Linked DNA regions of Mus musculus: all the other regions are linked to region 6. A link is a loop called in an ENCODE intact Hi-C map of the cell type or tissue named here. Cell type or tissue: heart. All regions are shown on one strand.

Evidence for each region. A loop is a pair of places that touch in the nucleus more often than their neighbours do. Peaks named below come from ENCODE experiments on the same cell type or tissue, not always from the same donor. Only the 100,000 strongest peaks of a DNase experiment are listed, where the experiment ranks them.
Region 1: it touches region 6 in a loop (3-fold over the local background); 2 of 42 quality-filtered maps call a loop at or near these places.
Region 2: a loop joins it to region 6, with 8 times the contacts of the local background. A loop is called at or near these places in 33 of 42 quality-filtered maps.
Region 3: it touches region 6 in a loop (4-fold over the local background); 15 of 42 quality-filtered maps call a loop at or near these places.
Region 4: it touches region 6 in a loop (4-fold over the local background); 31 of 42 quality-filtered maps call a loop at or near these places.
Region 5: a loop joins it to region 6, with 4 times the contacts of the local background. A loop is called at or near these places in 3 of 42 quality-filtered maps.

Annotation. Positions count from the first base shown.
Region 1 is chr3:104,510,030-104,515,029 of GRCm38, forward strand. It overlaps Lrig2 (leucine-rich repeats and immunoglobulin-like domains 2), which reads right to left and starts at 1,889. Exons shown (of 18, transcript NM_001025067.2): 1 at 1,427-1,889. The coding sequence starts at 1,662. In heart, CTCF peaks have their summits at 2,057 and 3,840 (motif pointing right); a DNase peak (open chromatin) is centred at 2,012; H3K4me3 peaks cover 2,666 bases; H3K27ac peaks cover 1,956 bases.
Region 2 is chr3:104,990,005-104,995,004 of GRCm38, forward strand. No RefSeq gene overlaps it. Among named protein-coding and RNA genes, the nearest start is that of Gm46819, 11 kb to the left of the region's middle. In heart, no CTCF peak of the experiment used is centred here; DNase peaks (open chromatin) are centred at 1,837, 2,937, 4,077 and 4,697; H3K27ac peaks cover 1,407 bases.
Region 3 is chr3:104,861,596-104,866,595 of GRCm38, forward strand. Capza1 (capping protein (actin filament) muscle Z-line, alpha 1) reads right to left here and starts at 2,910. Exons shown (of 10, transcript NM_009797.3): 1 at 2,745-2,910. The coding sequence starts at 2,783. It overlaps St7l (suppression of tumorigenicity 7-like), which reads left to right and starts at 2,911. Exons shown (of 14, transcript NM_153091.3): 1 at 2,911-3,713. The coding sequence starts at 3,500. In heart, a CTCF peak has its summit at 2,877; DNase peaks (open chromatin) are centred at 2,336, 2,856 and 3,456; H3K4me3 peaks cover 3,675 bases; H3K27ac peaks cover 2,696 bases.
Region 4 is chr3:104,767,612-104,772,611 of GRCm38, forward strand. Tafa3 (TAFA chemokine like family member 3) reads right to left here. Exons shown (of 7, transcript NM_183224.3): 6 at 4,569-4,693; 7 at 1-3,134. The coding sequence ends at 3,123. Among named protein-coding and RNA genes, the nearest start is that of Tafa3, 7.4 kb to the right of the region's middle. In heart, a CTCF peak has its summit at 2,636 (motif pointing right); no DNase peak of the experiment used is centred here; H3K27ac peaks cover 228 bases; H3K27me3 peaks cover 317 bases.
Region 5 is chr3:104,883,929-104,888,928 of GRCm38, forward strand. The region is part of intron 6 of St7l (suppression of tumorigenicity 7-like); the gene reads left to right. Among named protein-coding and RNA genes, the nearest start is that of St7l, 22 kb to the left of the region's middle. In heart, a CTCF peak has its summit at 2,145; no DNase peak of the experiment used is centred here.
Region 6 is chr3:105,056,640-105,061,639 of GRCm38, forward strand. No RefSeq gene overlaps it. Among named protein-coding and RNA genes, the nearest start is that of Cttnbp2nl, 6.2 kb to the left of the region's middle. In heart, CTCF peaks have their summits at 567 and 2,425 (motif pointing left); DNase peaks (open chromatin) are centred at 2,452 and 4,562; H3K4me3 peaks cover 737 bases; H3K27ac peaks cover 2,051 bases.

The DNA.
Region 1 (5,000 bases), 550 kb before region 6:
ATCTTCTGGCAATTAGCATCTTTGGTAACATTACTATATACTTGCTAATGATTTTTTTCTTATTTTTTTCAGCACTAATGTTCAAACCCAACTTCATGCATACTAAACAAACACACTCAGCAAGTCTCACTGAAGGATCTTCAAAAGCAGGCCATGTTTACTTCAATTAGTTACATTAAGTCAGACTGTTTTTAAACCTATGTCAGATTCAGTCTATCATAATCAGGTAGCTGTCTCATCAATTTCTTCAAAAAAGGCACCTACTGTATAAAGAAGATGCTGTGCTTGGATTAATTCAGACTATGCTAAATGATAATACTAAAGTCTGAGTCAAACCAGAATAAGCCTCAGATATAACCACCACAAAATGACAGGAGCTGTATTACTATATTGCAATTCTATAGTAACTGTAGCAGTTACTAATTTTCTCAATGAATACAGGAATTAGCTTCTTTCCTATCTATGCTAACCTATAAATACGTTCTGCAAATGTATACTTAACCTCTGCAATACAGATGTTCTACCTGTATTCTTTTTCCATTAAGAACCTAACCAATCTTTGTATTTTAATTATATCACAAAACTATTTTTAGTGATAACTCTTTTTCAGAGGTAACTCTAGAAGTCAATTAATAAGCACGTTGATCAGTTAGTGGCAGAGACATAACTGTATGTTGGTGGCTAAGAAGTCTCATAATTGCAGCATTTAATACCTACTGTTCTATTTAATGCCTACTGACTCAGAGCAGTGAGCTCTCCAAATGCCACTAGCTAATACAAGTTTGTCAGGATTTAAAGTCAGAGCTAGAGAATCCACTCGATCACTGCACTGGATTCTCATACATAAACAAAGAGATCTGAAATGAAGGTTCTTTAACTCAAAGGAACATAGTGAAGACAAAGTATCGTGATTTGGGGAAAAAAAATCTTTCCCCTCTTTAAACTGACTACTAAAGAATAACTGCTCTTACAAAACATTAGAGATCAGCAATGATCTTCCTTAGGCATGCAGAGGTTTTCAACCCTATCAAGAACTCAAGTATCAAAACTGAAACATACAATGAGCCGATGGGAGAACTGGGGACAAAAGAGAGATCCTGTATCTTTGGGAGAGATCGTGTTTGCATCACGTGCCCAAGGACCAGTCAAGCTGGAATTTTAAAAAAAAAAAAAAAAAAAAATGATGCAGCCCAAAGAGGGCTTTGCACTTGGACCCGACCCACAGCCATCCAGAGTCTCAGCTGTGCTGCTCAGGACCCGTGAGTCCAACATTAAACATCTCCAGCCCGGAACGTCACAGACCCCAGATCTTAACCCCTATCTTCCCACGAGTACCGGGAAACCCTAACATTCAAAGTTCACAATCTCAATAAGGCAGCTCCCTTCCGAACTCGGTGGCGACCGCGCCCTGGGACCCTCTACTCACAGGCTGGAGATGTCGGAGGGCAGCGGGCCCGACAGTGCCCTCCAGCTGGGCGCGGGCAGCTTCCTGCGACTGCAGTCCAGCAGAGGAAGACGGCAGGCGCAGGGCGCCGGGCACAGGCCGGCTCGGGCAGCGGGCAGCAGCCGCAGCGCCTGCGCAAGGATGAGCAACCGTGCGAGGGGTCCCAACCCACAGCCCAGGCGCCGCTGCTCCCAGATGCCGCGGGGCGCGGCCGCCATCTTCCCCTGGCCGGGACCCGCTCGAGAACAGCAGCTAGCTCAGAGAGTCGGCTGAGGAGAGATGCCCGGAGGCTAAACCGCCACCCGGAGCCCGGGCTGTCACTTGTCCCCTCTCAGAGCGGGCGAGAGGAGGAAACGACGCTACCGCAGGGGAGGGGGCGGCGGTCGGGGGCGTAGAGCTGAAACCCTGACAGACACCGCTCGTCCGCCCCGCCCCGCGACGCAACGTACTCACGCTCAGCAGCCAGCCAATCGGAGCCCCGGGATGAGGTTGCGTCGGAAATTGGGTTCTGAGAGAGGCGAGGCCTACGATTGCCCCGCCCCCTAGGAGGCGAGCATTACAGCGGCCCTTTCTCCTTTTCCGAGCTGCTTCTGCAGTTCTGCAGCTATTCCTCCGCTTGTGGGCGCACTAGGGCCTTGAAATAGAATGGAAAAAGCGAAACCCGAAACGCCAAATCCTCACTGCGGTTGATCTGCAGTAGTAGTGAAAAAAGACCTATTCTGTAGGCTCCTGCAGAAGGGAATGGCACAAGGGCTGCATGCCAAGCAGCAGCTGCAAATAAGTGCGCGATCTAAACCTAACTTCGACCACATCAGTCTCCGGAGCCCAACCAGGGCGGCCTCTGCGGCCGAACTCCCTGCCCTGAAAAAATGTGGCAGTTGGTTCTCCCGGAGCATGGCACGCTGTCACTGTGAAAGGACTTCAAGTTCCCATTGGCAGAGGCGCTATTTAGTCAGTACACCTCCGGCTTCTACAGTAGCCTGGAGTTCAATAATTGTCTCTAAAGAAAATTCTTTCCTCGATTTGGGAAAATATTGTTTCATCTTCAGAAGAACAAGTGGGACAAATAGATAAAACGTTGGTTTGAGGATGTGGGTTTTCTGGTTTCTGTTTGAGGTTTTTGAGCAATCAACAAAGTTAAGAAGACTGGAAGGAAATTATCCTGAAGTAAAAAGACTTACTGGGAACAGCGGAATCTAGCTACCTTGTGATCTCTCCGCTGTGTGTTACCTACAAAATGAGTAAAAATGAAAATATCAGTAATGGTTCACTGACATATAGTGTCTATACTTTTCAAAGACTTTGCAAGCCAGGTGTGGACCAGCACGCCTGCAGTCTGAGCACTCCTTGGGAATTTGAGGCAGGAGAACCCAAGTCCCAGTTCAGCCTCATCTGCATAGTATGCTTTGTATGAAAGAAGAGGAGAAACGAAAAACAGGGTGGGTAAGATGCTTCATCAATAATAGCTTTGCCACCAAGTGTATCAACCTAAGTTGAATTCGCAGACCCCACATGGTAGAATGAGACAACTGACTCCTGCAAGTCCCTGTCCTCTGATCACCATATGCACCCTGTGGCACTTACACACACACACACACACACACACACACACACACACACACACACACCATTTCCATCCATGTCATGCCTTTGGGTTAAAATTACTTTTCTGACTGTCCTCGTGTGCTTGTCTACTGCAGAGGACTTTTAGAAAGGTGTCTCCTTCAGCTTCTTCTCCCTTCTTCTCCCAGTAAACATGACCATGAAAACTAACAGCAACTACTATTTATTACCATTGAAGCAAAATGTGAAGCCAGAAAAGTGATAGAGATATTGGACTTCATCAAAAATGTACACTTCGGGGACAGCAGAGATGGCTTAGCTGTTCAGTAAACACACAATGCTCCTGCAGAGGACCAGGGTTCAGTTCCCAGCACACACACACTGGACAGCATGAAGTCCAGCTTCGAGGATTCTAACGCCCTCTTCTGGCCTCCAAGGGCTTTCTGGAAGAGGAACAAGAGCTTAGCCATCTCTCCAGCCCCTGATTTTTTTTTTTCAGTGTGTGTGAGTGTTTTGCTAACATAAGTTATCTGTGTACCACATGTATGTAGTCCCTGAGGAGGCCAGAAGAAGGCAAGGGATCCTCTGAGACTAGAGTCACAGAAGGCTGTAGGTGCCAGAGATGAAACCTGGGTTTCTGCGGGGGACAGCCAGTGCTCTTAACTGCCTAGCCATCTCTCTACCCAGCCCAACTCCAATTATATTTTTACAGCATAGAGGTCTCAGTCTGTAGTCCAAGGTGGCCTTGAACTCAAGAGCATTCAGTCTCAGCCTCCTGAGTGCTTGGGTCACAAGCAAATTTATTTTAAGATTTATTTATGTATTTATTTATTTATTTTATGTATGTGAGTACATTGTTGCTGTCTTCAGACACACCAGAAGAGGGCATCCGATCCCATTACAGATGGTTGTGAGAATAGAATTACAGGCCATTTGTTGTAAGATATCCTCTGAGTGCTGGGAATTGAACCTGGATCTTCTGGAAAAGCACTCAGTGCTCTTAACTAATAAGCCATCCCTCCAACCACTGGGGTGTGTGTGTGTGTGTGTGTGTGTGTGTGTGTGTGTGTGTGTGTGTGATATTTGGTGGTGTGTGTGTATGCCATGATTTTAGCATAGAGGTCAGAGTAGACATCCTTGTCAAGTAAGTCTCTCCCTTCATCTTTTTGTGGATCCTAGGGACTGAACGCAGGTCATCAGCTTAGAACAACAAGCACCTTTATCTCATGAAAAATCTCCCTGGGCCGAGTATTGACTTTTGCATATGATTAAGAAAAGATCCAGGTATCACATGTCTTTGATCCCAGCACGAGGGAGGCAGAGGCGAGCTGATCTTGAGTTCTAGGTCAGCTTGGTCTGTGGAGTGAGTTCCAGGACAGCCAGGGCTGCACAGAGAAACCCTGACTGGAAACCCACACACAAAAAAGTAAAAAGAAAGAAAAGAAAAAGGATTCAAGTTCTTTTTTTTTCTTCCATGTGACAACCCAGAGAGCTGAGCTTCATTCAGTGAAGGTTCTGCCTTTCATTACTACTCTGAAGTTCTATGTCATAAATCAAGCATCTAATTAAACACCTGATATGTATCAAAAACCAGGTGAACTTTCCATGAAGCAGTACTGTATTTTAAATTACAGTAGCCTTCAAATATATCTCGATAGCTGGCCTAGCCAGTTCTTCTACATTTTTCACTCCAACTCTATCTTTGTTGTGCCATAGTGATTGATGTTTTTCTTAGGATTACACTAAACCTCTGAATCATCCCGACAGAACTTAACATCTTTATAGAAATAAGTCTTTCAGTCTGAAAGCATAATATACTTTTCCCTGTTCAGCTGTTTTGTTTCTTTTAAGATTTCTTCTTCTTTTATTTTATTTTATTTTTTATTTATTTATTTATTTATTTATTTATTTTTGTGAGTACACGGTCAATGTCTTCAGACACACCAGAAGAGGGCATCAGATCCCATTACAGATGGTTGTGAGCCACCAAGTG
Region 2 (5,000 bases), 67 kb before region 6:
GGTCCCATTTGTCAATTGCTGATCTTAGAGCATAAGCCATTGGTGTTCTGTTCAGGAAATTTTCTCCTGGGCCCACGTGTTTGAGGCTCTTCCCCACTTTCTCCTCTAAGTTTCACTGTAGCTGGTTTTATGTGGAGGTCCTTGATCCACTTGGACTTGAGTCCAACCTATCTCTTACTAAAATATTAAATATTAATTATCAATCATTTTGTTTGCTCTACAGAGCTCTCTAATCTCAATGTGGTCTTACTCATTGACTGTTGGCATTACTTCCAAAATGACTGACTGGGTCCTATTCAGAGAGCCAGCACCCATGCCTATAACTTTAGGAGTTTTCTTTACTTTTCCCTTAGTGTCCAAGTTTCAGGTCTCATGTGAAGGGCTTTGACCCATTCAGAATTGTTTTATTGGGCAAAGTAATCGGTAAGGATGATCTTTGACTGTTCTACATACAAATATCCATTTTCCTCAGCACCACCTGTTAAAGACACTCTCTCTTTTTAGTGTGTGTATTTGTCAAAAATCAGATGGTCATAGATGGGTGGCCATAACATCTGGGCTTTCATTGATTTCATTGATCCATGTGTCTGTTTTTATGCCAGCATCGTGCTGTTTTTATCACAATGGCTTGAATTACAACTCGACAGAAGATGATATCTAGCATCATTTTTCATATACAGTATGTTTATATACAATATGTATGGTGTGGGCACATGTGCATGTGTAGCGTGGTGCACACATTGAAGAAGCTCAGAGTTGGTTTTCTCCTTCCAACATGTAGATTCTGGGGCCTGAACTCAGGTTGTTTGGCTTGGTAGCAAACACCCTTACCCATTGATCAACCTCACTGTTCTTGAGACAGACTGACAAAAACAAAACAACAAAAATCAAAACAACAAAAATGTATGATAAATAAATACATATCCCCCCATAACGATTAATTCCTGATTTAATTTAACTTTAGGTCAATTCCAAAACTGCATGTGACTGTCACTCCAAGGCAAGCCGCCACGGAGCACAGTGTAATGTTGGAAAAAGAGCAAAAAGGTTTTGCATTTTATAATGTTGCGCTGACCACTTGGCTTGGGTGCTTAAGGGTTTGGAAGGAGCTGTGCTAGGTAGAGATGGACCTTGAAGCTTAATTTGGCTTTACCACAAGGGGGCTTGTATTCTGGTTATCTCCTCAGTTCCAGCTCTCAGTGGCCCAGGAGTCTAAACTCTTTTCCTGGGCAGAGTCTCCAGGTCCATGCCACCACCACCCAAGGCTGCACACACTTACTAGGCTCTTGGTGAGGTGTTGAAATATTGCTCGGCTTTGGTGCTGGATCTGCACCAGCACTTTGCCTGGCTCTGCTATTCTTCGGACCCTTTACTCCTTGTTCACATCTCCTTCAGAGCCAGGACAAGTGTCATTTCCTCTGCCAGACCTTTGTAACTCACTGGCCGAATACCTGCAGCCACAGCTCACCCCCCCTTTTTTTGTATTTGTTTTGCTGTTGTTGTTTGTTTTGTTTTGTTTTTGAGACATGGTCTCTCAGTGTAACCCTGGCTGTTCTGAAATTCACTCTGTAGACTAGATTGGCCTCAAACTCACAGAGATCTGCCTGCCTCTGCCTTTCAAGTGGTAGGATTAAAGGCTCTGTTTTGCTTTTTGAGAAAGGGTCTCAGTAGCCTTAAGTGACCTGGAACTTGCTTTGTAGACCGGGTGTGGGCTATCATGCCTACAGTCTAAATAGTGCCATGTTTTGCATTTGTCTCACACACTACCATCAAAAGCCCCAAAGGGCAGAAAGTTATTTATTCTTCCAAGTGCCTGTGGCAGTGCCTGACACCTAGTAGTGACTATGGCATGGACATCTTCACGGATGGATTCTTTGTGTTCCTGCCAGAGTGCTGTCTCCCGGCTATTTGCTTGGCTCATGAAACTGGGCGTGGTGTTTCATGCTTGCAGTCCCAGCTGGATCATTGAAAGTTCCAGGCCAGTTTGTGCTAGAGAGTGAGAGCTTGTTTCAAAACACAAACGAAACAAACTAGGCATGGTGGCACATGCCTGTAACCCCAGTTTGTAATCCCACATTTGGGAGGTTGCAGCAGGAGGATTGCTATGAGTTTGAGTCCAGCTTGAACTACAGAATGAGACCTAGTCTTTCAAACAAACAAACAAACAATAAAACAAAGAGTTGGGGATTTAGCTCAGTGGTAGAGCCTTGGTAATGGTTCAGCCCTTCGCACCAGAAAGCAAAATAAAACAAAACCCTACTTCATTAAGAGTTCTGTATTTGGGATGTCAACACAACATTTCTGAGGTATCATGCAGTGTATGGATAAATAATAAATACTCATACTCAACCTGACCCTTCTAGCAGTAAGAGAACATCTAAGGTGTTGGTCACTCACTATCCAAGACTTGGTGAGGGCTCATTTGGGCTAGGAGTTAGTTTCCTTTTTAAACGTGCTCTAAGAGACCCAAGGCTCATAGAGTAGTCAGGTCTGTAATCCCAATCACTTGAAAGGCTGAGGCAGAAGGATCAGAATTCAAGGCCAGCATGTACAACTGAGTGAGATCCTGTCTCACTGGTCCAGTGATTACACTTACCCGGTGAGTGTGAGATTCTAAGTTTAATCCCCAGCACTGAAAAACAAAAACCAAAATCCAAAAAACCCAAACATAGCAATCCTGTGAAGTGGTTCTATCATTCTCTCCCCTTTTATCATCATCATCGTCTTTTTATTTTATTTTTTAAGGAACCTAGCAGGAGGCTGGTCTCCAAGGAAGTTGGACCCAGGGGTGTGAGCATGCAGCATTGCCTGCGGGCGGCTGATGCAACGCCCCCTCTTGGCCGTAGAACGCGTCGCTCTAGGTCGCTGAGGTTGCTGCGCAGCAGCACCTCGTCCCATAGAGGTTGTCCACGTCCGAACACCAGGGGGCGCGAGCAACCTAGCTTTCGGGACTAGGGCGAGGCTGCCAGCCTGAAGAAGCCTGCTTGGCATTTGTGCCCAAGGGTGGCGTCAGAACCAGCGTCTTTTAATCCAGACATGCAAGTTAATCTTCCCTACCCTGCAACTCCGATGGTCAAGGGCAGATAACCTAGCTGCTGTATGCTAGGCAGAGAACCCCACGGGAAGAAGGCAAGCTACCATTACATGCCGATAGACTAGCCCAGGTTGTCATTTAGCAGGGTTCCATACAGAATGACATTATTGTTCTTAATGTCTCTTTGGTCCAAATTCCTTTTGCTTCCCCTTGCTGTATACAGTGCAGCTATACCCCATCTATGCAAACCAAGACCTCTTTCCCTTCTGTCTGCGTGTATTATTTGTCTTAAGTCTCTAAGCTCTCTGATCCTGCTCTCCTCTTAGGCTCTTGGACAGCCCCCACCCCAACTTATCTGAGACACCTACTATGTCTTAAGACATGCATTATTGTGAGATGTCACTTATGTGAGACTCATCTCCCTATCAATGTGTAAACTACAGCACTTAATAACTATATGCTCAATAAATTAAGAGGCAGATACAAAGTGGTGTGTGTGCGTGTGTGTGTGTGTGTGTGTGTGTGCGTGTGTGCGCGCGCGCGCGTGCATCCATATTTCTAGATCCAGCTCAGGGTTACATAAGAGCCACCAGCAACAAACAACTGGTTTTCATCTGTATTTATTTCCTTTTAATACAGTATCTTGCTATGTAACCCAGGCTGTCCTTCAACTTGGGATCATAGACTTTTATGCTGGCACACCAACAAGTCTCTATTGGATATGCAAATGAGGACCCACTAATGTATCATTCCTATTTTGTTCTGTGTCCTATATGTCTACAGCCAGCTGGGATTACCCAACTCCCAGAAAGGAAGAGTGAGGAATGTGGACTGATGTGGGTGCTGGGGAGTTGTTGGTGGGGGCTGGGAGGCATGAGGAGGCCCGGGGCAGGGAGCAGAGCTTTCCCATGGTGAGAATAAGGCCCACATAGAGAATGAGGGAGGGAGAGTTGCCAAGATCTGAGTTATAGCAGAAGGAAGCTGAGCCCTGAATGGGAGCCTTGTGTGTGGCCCTGTGCTGCTGACTCACCAGGCTGAGGAGAGCGAAAACATGCTAGGGATGAAGAAGGGGCCTGTTTATGCCCTGCCACCACCTCCAAACCGCCCTGCCACCCCAGATTGCTTTGGTCAGGGGCTTCCTGAGGACACCAGCTGCCCCGAGGTACAAAGAGTCCTGGAAGGCTGTGATTTAGGTGGGACAGGCAGGGGAGAGGAGATGGAACACACAGCAGGGAGCGATAAGAGATGGGGAGTTTTGAGAATGCAAAAGGCGGGGGTTTAAGGGACAGCGTAGCATCTGAGTTCTGATGGAGAGAGGGGCCAGGAGGCATCCTGGTGGCCCTTCCTCACAGGCAGGTGTGGCAAGTCAGAGTCTGAGCAGGGAGGGGACAGATGCTTACAGCTTCTGTGTCTGCCTGGCTCTACCTGAGGAGCAAGCTTGCCTGTGAGTACTTCCCAGGGCTGAGGCCAGACGGAGGGGCCCAGCCTGGGAGCAAAAGCCCTCCCATGCTTCTCATTCCTCCCCTCACCTGGCTGTCAAACCTGTTCAGAGACAGGACAGGATTTTTGTGTGGCAATCAGGCTGGTGGGCAGCCTGAGGCTTAGGCAGCCCGGGCAAGCAAGATCAAAGCCAAGCTTTGTGGGGAAGCAGGGGAGAGGACAGGGAAGGCCTTAAGGGAGTAGCCAGGACCAGGCTGACTGCTGGTCCCAGGTCAGCTCAGGAGAAGCCTAGGCAGAAGTGGTGGGCGGGGACTACAGTTTATTGTGTGGGCTCTGCCATGGCCTGAACTTGGATAGTCACTTGACCTTTCTAGGACTTGTTCTCATTTTTAATACAGGAGACCGACCCAGAGGTTTCCGAAGTGTCTCTCATTTGATTCCATGTGAGTAGACAAATTGTCCTTTCCTCAAGACCCAGGTTTTTTGTTTTTGTTTCTCCCTGTGTCAGCTGAAGAACTCAAAATAA
Region 3 (5,000 bases), 200 kb before region 6:
ACACCCCAAAACTTTTTTTTTTTGAGAAAGTATTTCATTCATGTAGCCAAGGATGGGCATGAATTCCTAATCCTCTTTGCCTTTATCTCCCAAGAGCTGAAATTATTATAGACAGGTATCACCAGGACCAGCCTTTTCCCCTAGCTTTTTAATCTGTTAAAATCAATCTAAAGATTAGAAGGGAAAGCAGGCAAAGTAGGAAAGAAGCTCAAAAATCAAGAAGTCTTACAAAGTCCTTTCTTTTCCTTCTTTTTGAGACAAGGTTTCTCTGTATAGCCCTGGCTGTCCTGGAACTCAATTTGTAGACCAGGCTGGCCTCAGACTCACAGAAATCCACCTGCTTTTGCCTCCCAAGTGCTGGAATTAAAGATGTTGTACCAGCACCACCACCGCCCAGCAACCCTTTCTTTCTACTCATAGATTTAAAGAGATATGAATGTGCCTGTCAGCTCTGAGGAAAGGAATCTAATAAAACTACAGGAATCTCAAGTTACTAGGGTCTCTCTATGTAGTCCTGGAACTCACTATGTTGACAAGGCTAGCCTTGAACTCAAGAGATCTACCTGCTTCTGCCTCCTGAGTGTTTAGATTAAAGGCATACACCACCATGCCTGGCTCAAATCATAAGGATTTTTACTGTATCATTATACCACATTATCTACACCAATAAAGATAATGTAGTCAATTAAAAACAACAAAGAAAAAAACCTCTATTAAACCCAGAATCGTGGGAGACGGAGGCAGGAGGACAAATTGGAGATCAGTCCAGTCTACAGAGCAGGTTCCAGACCAGCTAGAACTACATAGCAAGAATTTGTCCCAAAAATACAAAACAAAAACTAAAAGCTCTTTACTAAAGTAGGAATAGAATTTATTACAAGTTCCGGGGTAGATTTACTAGTTATGACTGGCTTGTTCTACTATTACTAAAACTAAGCAATAAAGTTAAGTGTGATGGTATGCACCGATAACTGCAGTATTTGAGAGACAGAGACAAGCAGATTAGGGGTTGGGGTCACTCTTGGCTGTATAATGAGATGTTTATATGAGCCAAACCCGACCCAGTCTTAAGAAAAGGAATAAAAACATTCACTCTAGCCGGGCGTGGTGACGCATGCCTTTAATCCCAGGACTTGGGAGGCAGAGGCAGGCGGATTTCTGAGTTCGAGGCCAGCCTGGTCTACAGAGTGAGTTCCAGGACAGTCAGGACTATACAGAGAAACCCTGTCTCGAAAACAAACAAACAAACAAACAAAAACAAAAAAAGAAAGAAAAAAGAGAATCAACACTAAAGTGTTATTTGGTGGCTTTTTAGTTTTTGTCCTACTAATGCTTAAGTTCAAACACAGGATGTTGCACATGCTAAGACTCTACTAACAAACTGCCACCCTGGATCCTGGTAAGTGGTTTATAAAGGTGGTAAGCACCCTTTTCAGCATTTAAAGACAGTGGCTCATTCATACACAGGTGTATGTTAAATTATTCTTTTTGAAGAAGTGATTAAAAATAGTCTGTTCCCCTGTCAACAATCTCCAATTTCTTTTTCGAAGAACCCAGGCAGATTTTATAGAACATTGGAGAGCACATACTTTGTAACAGTCACTGCAGGAAACAAAAGACATATTCTTGTCCCTAAGTTAGCTAATGAGACCATTCTAACTTGTAGCAGCCCTAAGAGTCTGTGTTTATGGAAGAACTAAGTACTTTCCTTTTTGGACAGTTTAGCAAATGTACGTTGTCAGAAAAAGTTATACTATCAAATTTGGAATACACCCTGGTATTTAAAACACTTTTAAAGATCTATGTACACAAACGACACTCTTGACATACCCAGCTATAAAGCACCATAGTAGGTCATCAAAAAAGGTTGGGTGTTTCATCCAAACCGAATGTGTTAAATGTGAGGTTTATTTACGACCCATTTAACCTTTCTGGAGTTGAAAAAAAAGTCGTCTGGCTATTTCTCACTGCTTAACAGGAAGTTAAAAAAACAAAACAAAACAAAAGACTTTGAAAAAAATTATAGTTAAGATTAAGACAGAAGGGACGGAGTCACCTTGGGGCTAAACGTTCACACAAGAGAGCATAGGCAGGAATAAAGGTGCTGGTCAAATTCTTAAGCAAATCCCTTGAGGTTTACTGATTTATTTTTATCCAATTAGTTTAATCGTCAGTAGTAGAGAAAAGATGAGAGAGGGTGTGTATTTCGGTGGACAGACACCACCAGAGGACCTCTCCCTCCCTGACAAGGAGTCCTGACAGCAAAATCACTTCCTGAGGAAGGAGGAGCAAAAGGGAAGTTAAGGAGGCCACTCTGATCAGGAAGTGACTCGTTCTAAACTAACCCCAATCATACCTATAAATGGGGGGATGGGGTGAGCCCCAACTGCCAAAAGCGGTAAAATAACTGCTGCCTGACACGTCCCGACATCACCTTCACCTCCTCTCTTATAATTACAGAAAAGAGTCTAGAGTTAAAAGTCAATCAGGCAAAGTGTCTCCTCTTGAAAGAAGGTTGTGCTCTGTCCAGGATGAAAAGAGTTGAGGACTGGGGGACTGGGGCCACCGTGAGGCAGACGAAAGCTCCTTTAAGGAAGGAAGCGTCCCGGGGCCAGAGGGACTATGCCAGCACCGGGAAACAACCTTCTTCTTCCTGGGGGCACCGCCAGGTTTCTCACTGCTGCCGGCTCGGACCCCTGGGCCCCGTCGAGGAAGGAAGTAAAAGAGAGAGGCGGACCCCTTACCTTCTCTTCATCCGACACCCGATCCTCAAAGTCGGCCATCTTGGCTGCTCTGGCCCAGCCCGGCGGGCCGGCGCGAGGCAGGCCGGGAAGGAAGCTGAGTGGCGGAATCACCGAGGGGCCGTCGGAAGGAGCCGCCCGGAAGCTCAGGCCAAGAGGGCGCCATGTCAGTTCCGCGCGGGTGTGACAGCCTGGAGTCGGCGCTCTAGGAAGTCGGCTTGCCCCTCGGGGCTTTGCAGCCTTAACATCTTTCTCCCTGAGTTCCGGTCACTTTCCCATTCGTCCTGGAGTGCTTGGTGGCGGGCCTCGACTCTTGCGTGGCGTCTGGGCTCCCTCTGGTCATGGAGCAGTTGCTACACCTCTAAGTTTTTCTGATCCGGTTGGTCTCCTGGGCCGCCGAGTCCAGGGCACTAAGAGCTGCTCGGCTCTTTGAGACATCAGTACTTTTCCGACCCCGGCACAGGGCGACAGGTTACCCTCAACCACGTATGGAAGAAAAACCACTTCCCTCCGGCGCCACACTGAGTCCGTTTCCAGAAGAATAAGCGCCACCATCAGATGCTTCCCCGCCCTCCTAGAGGACTAGGTAGCCCCTCAGTCGGCCACCGCGCTCCGCCACCTTCCAGATCTCCAGCCAGTTCCCCAGGACTCAGCCTAGACAGAGGCCAGCTTCAAGTCCGCCACTATCCCAGGATTCCCGACTCCGGGTTTCCGGCCCTTCTCCCCTCCCAGGTCCCGGCGCCTGCCGGAGCCGCAAGATGGCGGACGGAGACTACTTCGCGGAAGCCGCGCGGGCCGTGGGGTGTCCCCATGCACCTGTTCCTGGCTTGGGCCTGGGCCCGCCGCTGGGCTGGAAAGAGCGGCTGAAGGCCGGGTTGGCGAACTCTGGGTCCACGCTGTGGTTCCTGGCGGGGCTGGGGCTGCTTTACGCTCTGAGGGTCCCGCTGAGGCTGTGTGACAACGTGACAGCGGGTGAGAGGCCCAAACCTCCCGGACAGTCGGGGACAAGTGCCAAAGATCAGAGATTCTCGGGGAGACATGGAGGGCTTTGCAGAAGGAAATTGGTGTTGCATGCTCCAGTGGGTTTATTTTTGTCGCTTGGGCCACCTCCACCCGGCAGCTGATTGTTAGAACCGTGCTGCAGTTTCCCGGCCCCTCCCTAGATCGCTGAAGGTTCGCCCTCTCTATTCTGTCTACGCTACCACAGGAAAAGCTACCTGACACGCTGCAAGCTCCAGGTAGTAGGACAGAAGAGAGCATTCCCAGATGTGTACACACAGTTTATAGACATTCCTATCGTTTGCAGGGCCCCTTGAAAAGTCGTACCTCAGAGTTTCCCAGCTGCCTAACTTAAAAGAACTCACACCCAGAAAAGCAAGATAAGCACATCTGTCATACACGATAGAAAATGCTATGATTTTAGTGGACCATACTTTTATTGTAAGACAGTTCGGTTAAGAGACGTTTTTCGTAATATTTTTATTGTGAGTAATAAGATAGTCTAGGAAAGGGAGAGGAGAGAGAAGTGCAGACAACGGTGGGTTTGTTTAATATTTTCCTTCGGCAGTTGTACAATGTTTGTCATGTAGCCTGGGCCAAAGATAAAAACTTGTAAGCAGTGTTGACCTGTGCGGATTCTGCAAATACTATTCCCTGGCCGTAGGTAGGATGAAAAGATGGACTCCTGGATCTTTTGTGGCGTTATTGCAGTATTTTTTGCTGCAGCCTCAGAAGAAGATGGAAATATTTCCTTCTTTTTGGTTTTTCGAGACAGGGTTTCTCTGTGTAGCCCTGGCTGTCCTGGAACTCTGTAGACCAGGCTGGCCTCGAACTCAGAAATCCGCCTGCGTCTGCCTCCCAAGTGCTGGGATTAAAGGCTGTGTGCCACCACTGCCTGGTGAAATATTTCTGTTAGATGGTGACACTGTTAATTTTTCTGTCCTTTGAGAAGGCAGTGGTCTCCCTTTTCTGTCTCATGAGATGACATGAAAGACCATAGGATAATGTTCTAAAATGCTTTTTGTATTTTAGAGTATTGGTACCACATACTGTCTAATTTGTCTGTAATAGGTTGGTGAAGTGTTTAATGGTAATTTGTGTGCTCATTAAAGTGCTATTCATCGAGTTTGTCATTTATTTTTCTACTTCTTCTTGTTGCTTTGAGGCCAGGATGTTGCCAAGACATCCTGATCCCTTGAGCCACTTCTTAAGTGGTGGATTTAGAGGCATATACTAGCTAGCCTGGCTTTAAACCAGGAA
Region 4 (5,000 bases), 290 kb before region 6:
CTTATTGCTTCCTGAGTACCTGGGATATAGGCATGCACCCCCACACCCAGTTTGCCAAGGACTGACAACACTCCATGTTGCCTCCTCAGGAAAGGACAGGCACCAGTTCTCCTTCGTGTGGCATTTGTCCTGTTCGGTTTGACTCTGTAGTTTGAAATTCTGGGCATCCACCCCTCCCCTTCTTGCTTCCCTATGTGTATGTGATCACTATGTGTTTCCTGCTCTTCTTCCCTCTGGCCCTTGCTCTCACAGTGTTGGGCGATTCCAGAATGAGACTCTCACAGTTAAGAACCCTGTTCTCCTTCCAAGTTCTCATCTGCTCTGGGGTACAATGGGATGTACAATAGTGGAAAGAACTCTATGCTGAGTCACTGAGCAAGGACATGCCACCAGCTTGCTGTGTGACTTCGGGCAAATTACTTAACCTTTCTGAGCTACCCTCTCCCAGGCTGGCAAATCAAAGAGCTGGCTTCTAAACCCTCTTGCAACTATAATTCTGGGTTTAGGGAGCTGTCGTCTCAATGTGCAAGTCAATGTTGTGGAGCTGTCTGGGATCATTAATCAGGATGTCACTCACAGACTCAGTACAACTGCCAGGAGGTTAGCAGAAATCAGTCACATGATTTAGTAGTTGCTGGCTTTCCTAGAGCCCGCATAGCTGAAGAGATGGGGTTCCAGCAAACCTCAGATGATGAGATGTTCTCGTCAAGGAGGGCAGAGGAAGTCAAATGACTGGAGGAACCCCTATGCTCTAAACCCCCCCCCAAAACCAAACCAAAAAACCCTCCATTTATTTCTAGACTGTTCTTTGCATAGCTACAAAACCTACACAGGTTTGGATTCAGCTGGATACAAATTTTGGGGGGGGGTGGAGTTGGAGGTGGGGGTCTGGATCTTTTCTTTGCCAGAGCTTTTTGTGTGGGGCTTCCCTGGAAATCTACAGATACCCACTCAGCTCAGAGTTCACCCACTAAATGCATGGCTAGGTCAGGAGGCAGGGAGGGAGACTTAACAAGGAATTAGCAACTTTAGTGGGGGTCAGAGAAGGTACAGAATCAGGACCCCGAGGCAGCGGGGGGTGGGGGGGAGCTGGAGGAGACTGGCAGCTCTCGGGAGCTTGTGACGCGTCATCTCTGAACTCTCCACTCTAACCCAGTTCGTGTGGACAACACAGGTGGGGCACGGCAGGGGAGCCGACCGTTGGGTGACAGTGTCCAGGACAGAGTGAGCAGAGAGTCTATGGAGCTCCACACCCACCGACAGGACCTACCTTCTGGCCTCCAGGAAAGCAGGCTTTCACTGTCTGGCTCTGCTGAAGCCGTAACCTAAATAATTCACTCACACATCTCTCTCTGAGCATCAGGAGGAAAACAAACCCAGCCCCAGCCCTGCGCTCAGGTTTCCATGGTACAGAGGGTGAGCCAAGAGGCTGGGAGGCCATCCCAGGCCTTCGACGTCCCCTGGGAAGGGTCACAGACCTGACATGGGCAACAATGTGTTCCTTCCCTCCCTAGAGCTAAAGATGGCATTGGCAAGTCTATAATGTTTTTAAAGACAAAAAGAAGCAAAACAACAAAACAAAGAATATGTCACGGAGACTTAACACACCCTCTGGCCTCCACTCCTCAGTACTGAAGGAGACCATGACTGCCATTGACCCTTGGTGACCCTGGCCTGTCACCGTGCTACAAGCAGAGACTGACAGAGGCCTGCCTTTGAAAGATAACGTTACTGTTCATCTCATTTTGCCAAACCCAAAACATGCCCTGAGGTGGGGTGATACCAGAGTCTTAGTCAAATGCATTGGGACACAGGCAAGGAGAAGGGCACCAAGATTCCAGTGTAAACTATGGCTGATTTACCTTCTCAGGGAACCATCATCCAGGCTGGTCTCTAACACTCACTCTAACACTTAAGGCCTTGGTAATAAAAGTAAGCCAGCTTGCTACTCCCAAGCCATCTAGGAGGCCAGCCTGGTTATGAAGTCCTCTGGCCTGCCCCTCTGCCTCCTGGCAGGTACCTATGTAGGGGGCTGGCTGAAGCTCCTGATAGAGAAGCAGAGTGGGTGATGGGATACCTAACTGCTCACACTGCTTCTGCTGCCGCTGGGCTGAGCGACCTCTGGGCTGTCACGGGGCCTGTTTGGCCTTGGGGGACTGAGAAGGAGCTCCACTCTGCTGTGTGTGTGTGTGTGTGTGTATATTCTAGGGTTTGTTTGTTTGTTTGTTTGATGGGAGATCAGTGGCCTCAACCAAAATTCCAGTGGTCAAAGTCCCATCTCCCAAGAATCATGTTGGTGCTATCCAGACAGTGTTTGCGGGGTCTCACTGTCTAGATAAAACTGCCACGGAAGGCCTAGGCTGGAGTCCTAACATCCGTGTTTTTGGAAGGCCAAGCTGTGAGATCCTGGGCAAATCCATCTCATCCTCTGTGACTCGGTTTCCTCGTCCTTTAAAACAGCAACCAAACACCCGAAGTTCAAGGTGGAGGGGTGATTCTGACTGAGGTCCTGTCCATCCATGGACAGCATGGGATGTGCGCCCCGCCCTGCCTCTGCAGAGGTGTGCGGAAGAAGCCCTTCATCTCTACTTTCCAGTGCTGTCCAAAAGAGATCCCACTGGCTTGGCACCAGGGGGCAGTGTTTTCCTCTCACATCTTAGCATCTTGCTGGGGATGCAGGTTTGATGGGAAGGCCAAGATGGGAAGATACTGGTGTGGCCCTCATAACTTTGTGTCCTGGGATCGGGTGGCTGAAGATCTGTGTAAATTCCATCCGCCCCACCCCACCACACCCACTGCAGGTCGCTCAGAAGCCACGGTACCAAACACTTTAAACTGTTGAAATTGCCTGTCATCCACTCCTTAACTTGACAAGATATTCCTTAAGGATAGGTTTGTGTGTTGACTTTGTTCATAGGAGAGCACAGGTCTCTCAAGTGTGTGGCCAAAGATCCAAGCATTTTAGCTGAACAGAGTGCTGCCCAGGGCCCTGGCCGGTCTATGTTACACTTGACATGGGCACATGTCCAGGTAAGTCCTCTTATCTGCTGTCTGGTGACCAGGCCTTTCTTCAGTCCCGAGCTCAGTCAAGGCTGTCCTACCTAAGCCATGACCTCCGAGAGTTACCGTGTGACCTAGAAAGCAAATCGTCAGGTAGGGGAAGGCTTGAGAAAGCAACAGGGAACCGGCCATTGTGGCATGCCAGAGAGCCCCAGCATAGGGGAGTCACCGAGAGGTCACCGCTGCCAGTCTCCTAACACCACCCAAGCTGAGCACCTGTGGCCTGGTGATCCATCCATGCTGGCACCCGTCAGGCAAACCTCACTGCCGTTTGCTTCTGAGTCACTACACGGATTGCAAAGGCAGTGATCTGTCTTTCAGGCCTGTAACAGTATGCCAAATGTCCCTGGCTCTGTGATAGGTCTCACATTGCAAGTCTTAATAAACATTCTCAGAATGGCTGCCCCCCTTTACTGCCTACAGATGGGCTGCCCTGCCTTTTAGTCAGCCAACTGCTCCCTCCCCACATTTTAAGTTTTATGTATATGAGAACTGTGTCTGCATGAACATCTGTCCACCACATGTGTGGTGCCCAAGGAGGCCAGAAGAGGGTATTGGATCCTTTAGGACTGTGTTACAGAGAGTACTAAGCTACTGGAGGTGCTGGAAATTGAACCTGGGTCTTCTGTAAAAGCAAAAAGTGCTCCTAACCACTGAGCTACCTCTCCAGCCCCCAAACCTTTTTCTGCTGAAGTTCCCAGTGTCGTGTGTTCTGTGAAAACCTCCATTTTCCTCAGAACCCCAGAAGTGGTTTTGCTTCTGTTAGTTAACCTGCTTGCTGTGTGTAGTGGGGCTGGTGGCGGGGACACTGCCTTGGCTTGCCTGGAAATGTCACTCACTTGCACAGGTGATGGTGGCAATGACATACAACTAATTAGCCACGGCACTTGTGGAACCGCTAAAGAGTTTGATAAAATTTTAATTACCCCTTGTTTTGTGGGGCAGGCGGCAAGCTGTGACGATAATAATCTTCTTAGGTGCTGTTACTGAGGACAGAGCATCCGACTAGGGGAGGGCAGGCAGGAAGTGGGAGGGGAAGGGGTAGGAGTGGTGTAGGTGACAGGGGACAGTCTGTGGTGAGGTGGCAGGCAGAGAGGATACAGTTTCTGGAACTCAGATAGAAGGATAAATTCATCCCTGGTTGATCTAGGTAATTTTCTCAGTTCTCTACATTTTTTTTCCTTAGGGTTTTTTTTTTCCTGTTTTGTTTTGTTTTTGTTTGTTTGTTTTTGTATTTTTGGATACAGGTATCATGCAACCCAGGCTAACTGAACTCCTGATCTTGTTCCTGAGTGCTAGGATTACAGATGTGTGCCTCTGTGCCCTGCTCCATTTTGTTTTAAAAGGCCTGATATTTTCTAGGGGTAAACCCATGGGAATCGAAGAGGAGAAAGTCAAGGCAGGCATGCCATCACCAGTAGCAGGGCCTGGCCCTCCAGGGTTTGGCCCCTGTGCTATCATGGGTGAGGGAGGAGCAGGAGGGGAGGGTGAGCCACCCGTCTCAATACCTTGGTGGTTTTGACCTTGTGTCCACTGCTGCAGCTCCACCCTGACAGGTCCGGGAGCACCTTACACTCCTCTCCCAGCAGGCAGGGCTCCATCTGACACCACCACTTCTGCAGGACGATGGAGGCTGTGGGGCAGGAGGCAGGTGTGGCTCTAAGGTCTGGGAGCACAGCACCGGTCATAGCTGGTCTGTGAATGAGGTGTAGCTTCCTTCCCACCAACTGCAGGCGCTGATTACCACCTTCCCCCTGGGATCCCCCTACTCTGGGCTGTCCAAGGAGGCAGCACTGTACACAGGCTGTGGACTGGGGTCTATCCCAGGAAACTTCATCACTGCATCACACCAACTCGGGAGGAGGGCATCAAGCTAGGGGCAGCTGTCGTTCGCACAGAGGTACCATCTTCAGTGCCCTCTTTAGGGTATATGAGCTAGT
Region 5 (5,000 bases), 170 kb before region 6:
CAGATACAGGTGTATCATGCCAGGGAGCAGAACTGTGGTTGTTGATTTTTACTGATGTAATAGTTACTTTAAGCACCAGCTCAAAGGGCTTGTCTTACTTCAGTTACCTTGAAACTCTCTGAATTGACCATCCTAAGATGAAAATATTTAGAGGAAAATGTGTTACTAGCCATCTGTTTCTGATATAAAATATAAAACTAAACAAAAGGACAAGAAATTGGATAAAGCAGAACATGTATGAGGAAAGCTTGGGAAATGAGACTCTAGAGAATAGGGCCTTGAAAAGCTTCCGCACATTCCTGGGAACCTCAAAGACCCAGTTGTTTTGTTTTTTTTTTTGTTTTTTTTTTTAAAGATTTATTTATTTATTATATGTAAGTACACTGCAGCTGTCTTCAGACATACCAGAAGAGGGCATCAGCTCTCATAACAGATGGTTGTGAGCCACCATGTGGTTGCTGGGATTTGAACTCAGGACCTTTGGAAGAGCAGCCAGTGCTCTTAACCACTGAGCCATCTCTCCAGCCCAAAGACCCAGTTTTTGACAGAGTTGGGCATGCTGAGAAAATACCTGGTTTTCAAGTCTTTTTAAGCCCGTATATTACCTTAATTCATGAAAAAAAAGACAAAATCCAACATCATTTTATGATAAAAATATTAAAAAATGTTAGTTATGTAAGGAATGTCCTGCCTAGATAACATTTATTTTGGACAAAAGTGGAAATAAAATCTCTGATGGTTGTGAAATACCTGAGTGTTGAGAGTGCATCCTAGTACATGCATGCTAATGCACACACACATATAAATATACACATATACAGACATATACATATATGTATACACATACATGCACATACACACAAGACCTGTGCAGTCTTGTGTTTTGTACTTTGTTCATAGATATTTAAGAAATCTTTATCTGACCATTAACTGACCATTATGCTAACCATTGGTCCTCATTGGTCACACATAACAAAGAATACAATGTTACAAAATCATCAGAAAACCCACAATACAGACAACTCCAACAGCAGCAGCAACAAGAGGGAGTGCAGAAAATCAGATTCTACACTTGCCAGAATATTAAAGTTAAGATTTTCCAATTTTCAACAAAAAAAAATATGAAGCATGCAAAAAACATGGACGTGGTGGTACATATTTGTAATCTCAGCAATCAGGAGGCTGTTATTGAGCTCTGAGTTAGCCTGGGGTACAGCCAGACCCTGATCCCAAACAAAACAGCAAAAACCAGCATTCAAAGAAACAGTAGAACAAAAATAGAAAAAGTATTCATGGAAATGTCTACAAAAAATTCTGAACTTTTTTTCTCAATAGACTTCAAAGCATATGATCCTGCGTTCACTACTTCTGTGTAACATGTTATTAGAAATCCTAACACAGGCAGGTGAGCAAGAAAGGAAAAAAATGTGTCTGCTTTTGAAAGGAAGAAGTAAATTGTCTCTTCATAGGTGATGTGATCATATGTCTAGAAAACTGTAAGGAATTCACACAGCTAGACACCTATCCATGCTTATAAATTAGGTTTAAAATGTATGAATAAAAAGTTAGCTTCATTCTAAATAGTTGTGATAACACAGCCCCATTTACAGTGGCAGGAAGTATATGACAGTACATAGGAGTAACTTTAGCTAAAAAGTGTACGACTTGCACACTGATAACTAGAAAAGCAGCTGGAGAGAAAGGCCTGCTGACCTGAGCTCGACCCCAGAACCTAGGAAGGAGCGAGCTGACTTCCAGCAGTCACCTCCTCACTTCCGAACACACGTGATGGCATATGTGTGCCCACACTTACACACTCAAAGTAATCTTTAAAAACTTTGAAAACCCACAAAACATTGTTCAAATGGTTAAAATAGCAAGACCTAAACAAGTGGGAAGGAATCTTCTGTTCATGTATTATACAAATTAAATATCATTGACTTAAATGTCAGTGCTCCCCTAAATCAGTCTACATATTTAATGTAACCCCTGTTAAAATTACAATTCCTGGTTCTAGACATATGATTCAGTGGTTAAAAGTACTGGCTGTTTTTCCAGAGGACCCTGGTTTGGTTCTCAGCACTCACATGGCAGCTCACAATTATCTGATGCCACTTTCTGGGGCTCCAATACCCTCTATTGGTGTCCATGGGGATTGCATGCATGTAGTACTTAAGACATACATGCAGGCAAAACACTCATACATTAAAAAAATAATTAAAATTGTAGTTACCAATTTTGCAGAAATGGGCAAGCTGGTCTTATCATTTGTGTGCTATAGCAAGGGACTCTAAGCAGCCAAAAACAATCCTAGAGCAATATTAGAAGACTCAAGTTTTCCAATTTTAAACTTACTACAAAACTAGATGGCTAAACCATAAGGTTAGACAACTAGCCTGATGGATTCCAACTGGGAATCTGTACATAAGCTCATGTCTGTGGGCTCTCAGTGGATTTTTGATGGAGATGCCAAAGCAGTTCAGTGGAGGAAAAGATGATTTTAGTAAAAGATACTGAAACAATTGGATAATGACATCTACAGGTTGGAAATTGTACCCCGCTCCCTCACGTATGCATATCAATCAACTAAAAATTAACTAGACTATAAACACCTGTAAGAGAACATGGGGTGGGTTAGGGATGTATGTTGGTGGTAGAGCTCTTTCTCTGAAAAAGAGTGTGGGACAAAGAGAAGAGAAGGGGAGAGAGTGGGGCAGGGAGGACAGGAGAGAAAAGATGGGGCAGTCTTATGCCCCCAGATTTTCTGATGGTTAACAGACAAGACAATAAAGACACAAGCAATATGGTAAACCATGTCTCATTACCACAAAAGCCTCTTTGCACTAAAGGACTCTATTAGAGAGGTGATGTGTGACTGTCGGTGGGGAGCCATGAGAGACAGTAGAATTGCTAAATAACTATGGCACTTTTGGGGATGGCAAACATGCTTCATGTACCAGCTACAGTTGCAGGACCTTGAGAATATATTAAACGTTTCTGAATTCTCCAATTGAAAATGTATTACACTGATGGGTATACAAGATGGCTCCTCTGGTAAAGGTACAATTCCCAGAAACCACGTGGTGGAAAGAGGAAGCCAAATCCTACAAGTTGTCCCCTGACCTCTACATGTGTGCTGTGGTGTACACATAGGCACACATAATAAACAAATACAAAATACGTACATGAAAAACATAAAAATTTACACTGATGTGTAAATTTGACCCCAGTTTATGATAAAAGAAAGTCATTAGGTATGTATAGGACTAATTTTTTGTAATAACATCCTTATTCAAGAATATAAGGCAGAATTGCCAAGGAACATATAATGTAATTTGTTGTGGTTTTTGGTGGTACTGGGGGTAGAACCCAGGTCCTTGCACATGCCAGACAAGTGCTCTAGCCTCGAGCTACTTTTTCAGCCCTTTTTTCCCCACTTTCTGAGACAGAATCTTACTGATCTGCCCAGGATTATAGGCCTGTACCCAGAACTGGCTTGTTATGTTAGGAGTTGAGGATGTATCTTAATGATAGGCATTGCCTACCATGTGAGTTCCTGAGTTTTATTCCCAGCACCACAAAACAAAGTAATAAATTATGTTGATATTTAAGATTCTATTTCATCAATTTTATCTATCAAGGTCTTTACAAAAGTGGTGTTTTGTTTTGTTTTGCAGTGCTGGGATCGAACCCAGGGCCTCAAGCGTGCTAGGCAAGTGCTCTACCACTGTGCTATATCCCCAGCCTTACAAAAATATTTCTTTCCTGCTTATTTAAAAGTGTTTATACACATATTTGATGATAGGTGTTGTGACGTAAATCTGTAATCACCAGCACTTAGAAAGCTGAATCAGGAGAACGAGAGTTCAAGGCTAGCCTGGGCTGCATAGTGTAATTCTGTTGCGAACAACAACAAAAATTTGAAATTGTTTTGGGTATGGCAAATAAAAAAGTGTTTAAACCAATAGTGTATCTAATGTTTTATAAAAATCTAATGTAATACATTGGAGAAATGTGTTGATTAATAAAATTATTATATATATCAATTTAAAATGCTATCTGAAAAATGTCTCAGTAGTGCAGTTTACATTTTCATATCTGAAAGGCCTTCTTGACCCTAACTGAGGGAATGGCTAAATTGTTATTATTGTTAATCAGTAATAGACAGTATCTTGTCATAGAGCGCAAAGTACATGGTACTCCTGTATAGTCAAAGCTGTCCACAAACTCAAGGGCCTCCTGCCTCAGGGTTCTGAATATTGGGATTATAGATGTGATGATAGCTACTCCAATCACTAAATTTTGTGCATTCCCTTACATTTTTTGTCAATAATCTCTGATTAATTGGAATGTGTGAACTATATATGTAGCTTTTTAGATTTCCAGTAGCCATATTTAAAAAGTTAAAAAGGAAATTAGTTTGAGTGTTTTATTATTAATAGTCAAAATATAAAATGATGAGGTATTTTAGATTTTTCTCGGTCTTTTAAGTTTGATATGTTCTAGCATGCCATATCAGTTTAGGTTAACCACATTTCAAGTGTTCAGTCACTGCTTATGGCTACTGACTTAAATGCTGGACTGGGCAGGCTTGGACAAGCAGGACGAATACATCATCTTCAAACCAAATGTTCTGGTGATTTATCTGAATGGAAGGGAAACTTTTTGTTTTCTTTCTTAAACAAAGCCAAGAATCAGTTTATTTTATTGGCCAGCTGTTGACTTTAAAGATACAAACAAAAATCTCTGTGTTTTTAGCAGGGTGAAGAGAAGGAAGCTTGGGGTAAACATGGGTGTGTGGTTGAGTGTTGGTGTATGAGAGGGAGGCCTGGAATACAGACTTGTGTGGGTAAGCCTGTGAGAGACCGCAGACAGCACTTGGGTAGAGAAGTGTAGGACTGTTTCTGATCACATACAAAGGGTCTCTACTTAGCCCAGGGAGTCTTCCCAGTCTGCACTCCCATAGATGCTACTGTGAGACGGACATTACAGAGCAGGCA
Region 6 (5,000 bases):
GCAATGATAGAGTAAAGGAGGTTGGACTGGCTAAATACAGAGCACACCCTCACAATTACTGTGTTGCATCACCTCTCACCATGCTCAGTGGGTTAGGACAATAGAGAATGCAGCAACATCTTTTCGGTTTGTGGGGCCGGCGAGATGGCTGGGTAAGGGCACCTGCTGCCAAGCCTGACGATGGGAGCTCTGTTCTTGAAACCCAGGTGGCAGAAGGACAGAGTGAACATCTACAGACTGTCCATTAAGTTCTTTTAAAAATTTTTATGAACGAAGACCAAAGTGTGGACACTTTGCCCCTTCTTAGAAATGGGAACAAAACACCCATTGAAGGAGTTACAGAGACAAAATTTGGAGCTGTGACGAAAGGATGGACCATCTAGTGATTGCCATATGCAGGGATCCATCCCATAATCAGCGCCCAAACGCTGACACCATTGCATACACTAGCAAGATTTTGCTGAAAGGACCCAGTTATAGCTGTCTCTTGTGAGACTATGCCGGGGCCTAGCAAACACAGAAGTGGATGCTCACAGTCAGCTATTGGATGGGTCACACTGCCCCCAATGGAGGAGCTAGAGAAATTACTCAAGGAGCTAAAGGGAACTGCAACCCTATAGGTGGAACAACATTATGAACTAACCAATACCCCGGAGCTCTTGACTCTAGCTGCATATGTATCAAAAGATGGCCTAGTCGGCCATCACTGCAAAGAGAGGCCCATTGGACTTGCAAACGGTATATGCCCCAGTACAGGGGAACCCCAGGGCCAAAACGGGGGAGTGGGTGGGTAGTGGATGGGGGGGGGGTGGGTATGGCGGACTTTTGGAATAGCATTGAAAATGTAAATGAGGAAAATACCTAATAAAAATAAAATAAAATTTAAAAAATTTATGTGTATTCGTGGTTTGTCCACATCTACATATATGTGAGGGCATCAGATCCCCTAGAACTGGAGTTACACAGTTGTGAGCTACCATGTGGTTGCTGGGAATTGAACCTGGGACCTCTGGAAGAGCAGCCACTGCTCTCAACCACTGACCCATCTCTCTAGCCCATTATTTAACTTCTACACTCAGGTCATGGCAATGCAAGCACACACACAAATACATGAATAAGCATAAATAATTTTTTTTTTAAAGATTTATTTATTTATTTATTATATGTAAGTACACTGTAGCTGTCTTCAGACACTCCAGAAGAGGGCATCAGATCTTGTTATGGATGGTTGTGAGCCACCATGTGGTTGCTGGGATTTGAACTCCGGACCTTTGGAAGAGCAGTCGGGTGCTCTTACCCACTGAGCCATCTCACCAGCCCACATAAATAATTTTTTATGGGACTTGGTGAGATGACTCAGCAGCTAAGAACACCGACTTCTCCAAAAGGCCAGGATTCCATTCCTAGCACCCACATTTCAACTCACAGTATCAGTTCTGGGGTTCCATCTCTACCCTCCTCTGGCTTCCCGGTACTCCAGGCATGCACGAAGTGCACGGACATACACGAAGGTAAAATATTCATAGACATAAAAAAAGTAAAATAAAAAAAAATGTAAAGGTGAGTATGGAATGCTTGGAGCTGAGTAGTTTTCTTGCAGTTGTGTGAGTGGTTTGAATTAATTTTAAAATGGGGGAGGGGGAGGGGAAGGGGGAGAGGAGGGGGAGGGGAGGGATAAAGGTTAGATTCCCAGTGCCACATAAAAACAGAACAAGAACAACAAGAGAAAAGCCAATAGCGCCGTGACTCTCGGTAACTCCAGTTTCAGGAACTGGCACCATTATATATGTACATGCAGGCAAAGCACTAATGCACTAATTAATAGCAACAACAACAACAACAATAAACAAACTGTTAAAGGACAACTGCCCAAAGTGTGGGCGGTTACCTGAACCTCAGTTTCCTTACTTTTAAAATGAGATGATCGCCTCTATCTCCAACCCCAGGCTGTGAATATCAGTAAGATGGTGTACATTAAAGTAGCCCATCAATTTCCACGTGGGATTTTGTAAATCACGTGGAGACCTTTCTGAAGATCTTTCTCCCTGTGAGTTTCTGCTCTCCAACTAAACACCGGAGACTATTGTATTCTAGAGTAGTCTTTTAGCTGTGACCCAGGGCACACTGGCTGATGCTGGGTGAGATAGATGAAGAAGCTGGAGGAACCGTGAAGGGTGCTGTGTCCTACCCACTCTCAAAGACCAGACGCCAGAGGCTCTCTAGTCCGGTGCCAAGCCGAAGGCGAAGGCGAAGGGAAGGTGTTTCATTCCTGCTCCCTGCATTTCCTTCGCATCTTTTGTCCCCACGAAGGCCTTTCTGAGCTACTCTTAATCTTTCTTGCTTGGACCTGAGCGGCCGGGGAAACAGGCGCATTCCTAGATTTTTGGGTGTGGCCCTCACTGCTTTCCTGAGCTTATTGCGCCCTCTAGTGTTGATCGGTGAGCCCTGCAATTGTCTACTTTTCAGGCAGTCTCGTGGTGCGTTGATAGCTTTTCCTTTTATGGGTGTAGGCAGAAAGCCCATCAGGTAGGGGATTCCAAAGACTGGCAGGCAGCTCAAAGAGCCAACTCCAGGAACAGATTGGTTTTTAGCGGAACGTGGCCAGTGTGATTATGACGGAGCCACACGGACTTTCCTTATCCTGGATTGCAGTGAAGGTAGTTCTCAGAGAAGGAAGGAAAAAAACCTATTGAGTATTTACTATGAGACACTGAGCCAGACACTTTGCATATACACCGTGTAATCTTCACATGTATAATTCTCATAACCACCTGACAGGTATATATTACTACTTCTAGCTTTTCAAGAGAAGAAGCAAGTTCAGAGAGGCCAGCCAGCTGGCTCAAGGTAACGTGATACCCACATCGTACCAGTTACTAAGTGTCGACTTCACACCAGGTACAATGCGTTGGTTATCACCACAAGAAAGCTTTAAGGTCCATTTTGCTGATTAGGTAACAGATTTCAATCCTTTAAAAAAAAAATAGTTAAGTAGCTTGCCTGGAGTCATGGAGCAGGGTCTCCCAATCTTTTACTACAGAGCTGGTGGGTGACATAAGTGTGTCCCTAGCCTAGGCCAATGTGACTAGGAAGACTTTTGCATCACTAAAGTCCGTTCTGAGGACCAACTAATTAGGGTCATCTGTTTTCCATGATGGTAGTGAGAAAGTCAGACAGAAGTCTACAGAACCCGAGAAGTCACACAATACTGCTGTCAGGAAAAGCATCCATAGGGCTCTGATTCCCATCTCCCTTGATTTATTCTGTCTGAAACCCACATGTTCCCCCAAGGCTGATGTGCCAGTCAGGGCTGCAGAATACAAACCTCACAGGACCTGAAAGAATTGTTAGAGGGGAAATTCCTGGAAATCGATAAATGACAGGATTCTGAAACCATCCAGTGAGGTTCCCAAGAATCCAAATTATTTTTAACTCACCCTCTCACCCTCCAAACATTCATTCGTCACCGGACTCTTGAGTAATGCTTTGTGTCTCAGAGTGAGTCACATTTTCCTCTCTTCACCGTCGTCTTCAAAATCGTTAAACAACTATTATCATCACACACTCTGAGCGAGGAACTGGTAAACTGTCATTGGTTTCTTTATCCTGTTTTTTTTGACAGAGTTTCACTACAGCCTTGGCTGACCAAGAACTTGCTCTGTAGACCAGGCTAGCCTCAAACTCACAGAGAACAGCCCGCCTCTGTCTCCTGAGTGCTGAGATTAAAGGCTTGCACCGCTCCCGTTTCTTATTTCTAAATGTAATTTTCATACATTTAGATAGGTGGGAGATGGTATTAGTTGACTATGATTTTGTTTTGTTTTTTGAGAAAGAGGCTTTCTACACAGCCTTGACTGTACTGGAACTCATTATGTAGACCAGACCTGCCTCTTCCTCCTGGGTGCTTGGATTAAAGCTGGCTGACTACACACACACACACACACACACACACACACACACACACACACCAATCCCTCCTGCATTTTGTGAGTGTGTAGGAGAAAGGATAACCTCTGGCGACATCCTCTGGTACACTGTTTGCTTCCTTTGGGACTGGTCTTTTGCTGATGTGGAACTAATCGGTTAGGCTAGACTGGCTGGGTGGTGGGTCCCGGGGAGCCTTTGCTCTGTCTCCTCAGCAGAGGAGTTATAAGCCACCACGCTGGACGCAGGTCCTCATGCTGGCCAGGCAGGCACTTTATAAAGCCGCTGTCTTCTCAGCTCACTCTTGCCTTTCTGCCTCTACCTTTCTTCCTCCTCCCAAGCCTAGGCTAATCCTTTCTGTCCCTGCTGGGCTCTGGCCTTGCCAAGGGGTTAAAGATGGTCCAAAGGCTGGTCTTCCTCTCCTTTCCTCTTTATTTCCCTCTTCTCCCACACACAGCCTGACATTAAGCAGAAAATAATTTCCACTCTAGGGCCGGAGACAGAGCTTCTGTTGGACCAGGCTGCTCCATGGTTTTGATTTGATGAAGGCCAATTAGGCATTTCCTCTGGTCTGTTATTTCAGCTGAAGCACCACACAGTTGGCTGAATGGGTCCTTGTTGCTCGCAAAAGGGGGACATATTTATAGGGAAAGTAATGGTCCTGTTATGGTTGTCGGCGGTACCGTCATTTCTAGGCAATTTCCTGGTAAGTGCCCTTTGGAGCAAGCACATGCTGGAAGCATCTACGCCCTTAGTTCCTGCTTCACTGCTCCTGTTGGGTCCTATGGGGCCCCCATCTGTCCTGAACAAAGTGACCAGGATTTCTGTTTCTTTGGAAGGAGTTTGAATATTACATGCCCCCCTTTCTGTTGGCCATGTTGCACTCTGTTTTTCTTCTTTTCACTCTTGAAGTGAATATTTCATGCCTATTCCCATTACAGCAGTAACCACCCCCATCTCATTTTGGGACCTGGAATACCCAGGACTTGAGTTAGACTTGTGTAACTCGCTGACCCCAAGAAGTTCTGTTTTCCTGCAGTTATGCGTTCCAAATAAAATAACTCAAGCCACTATCT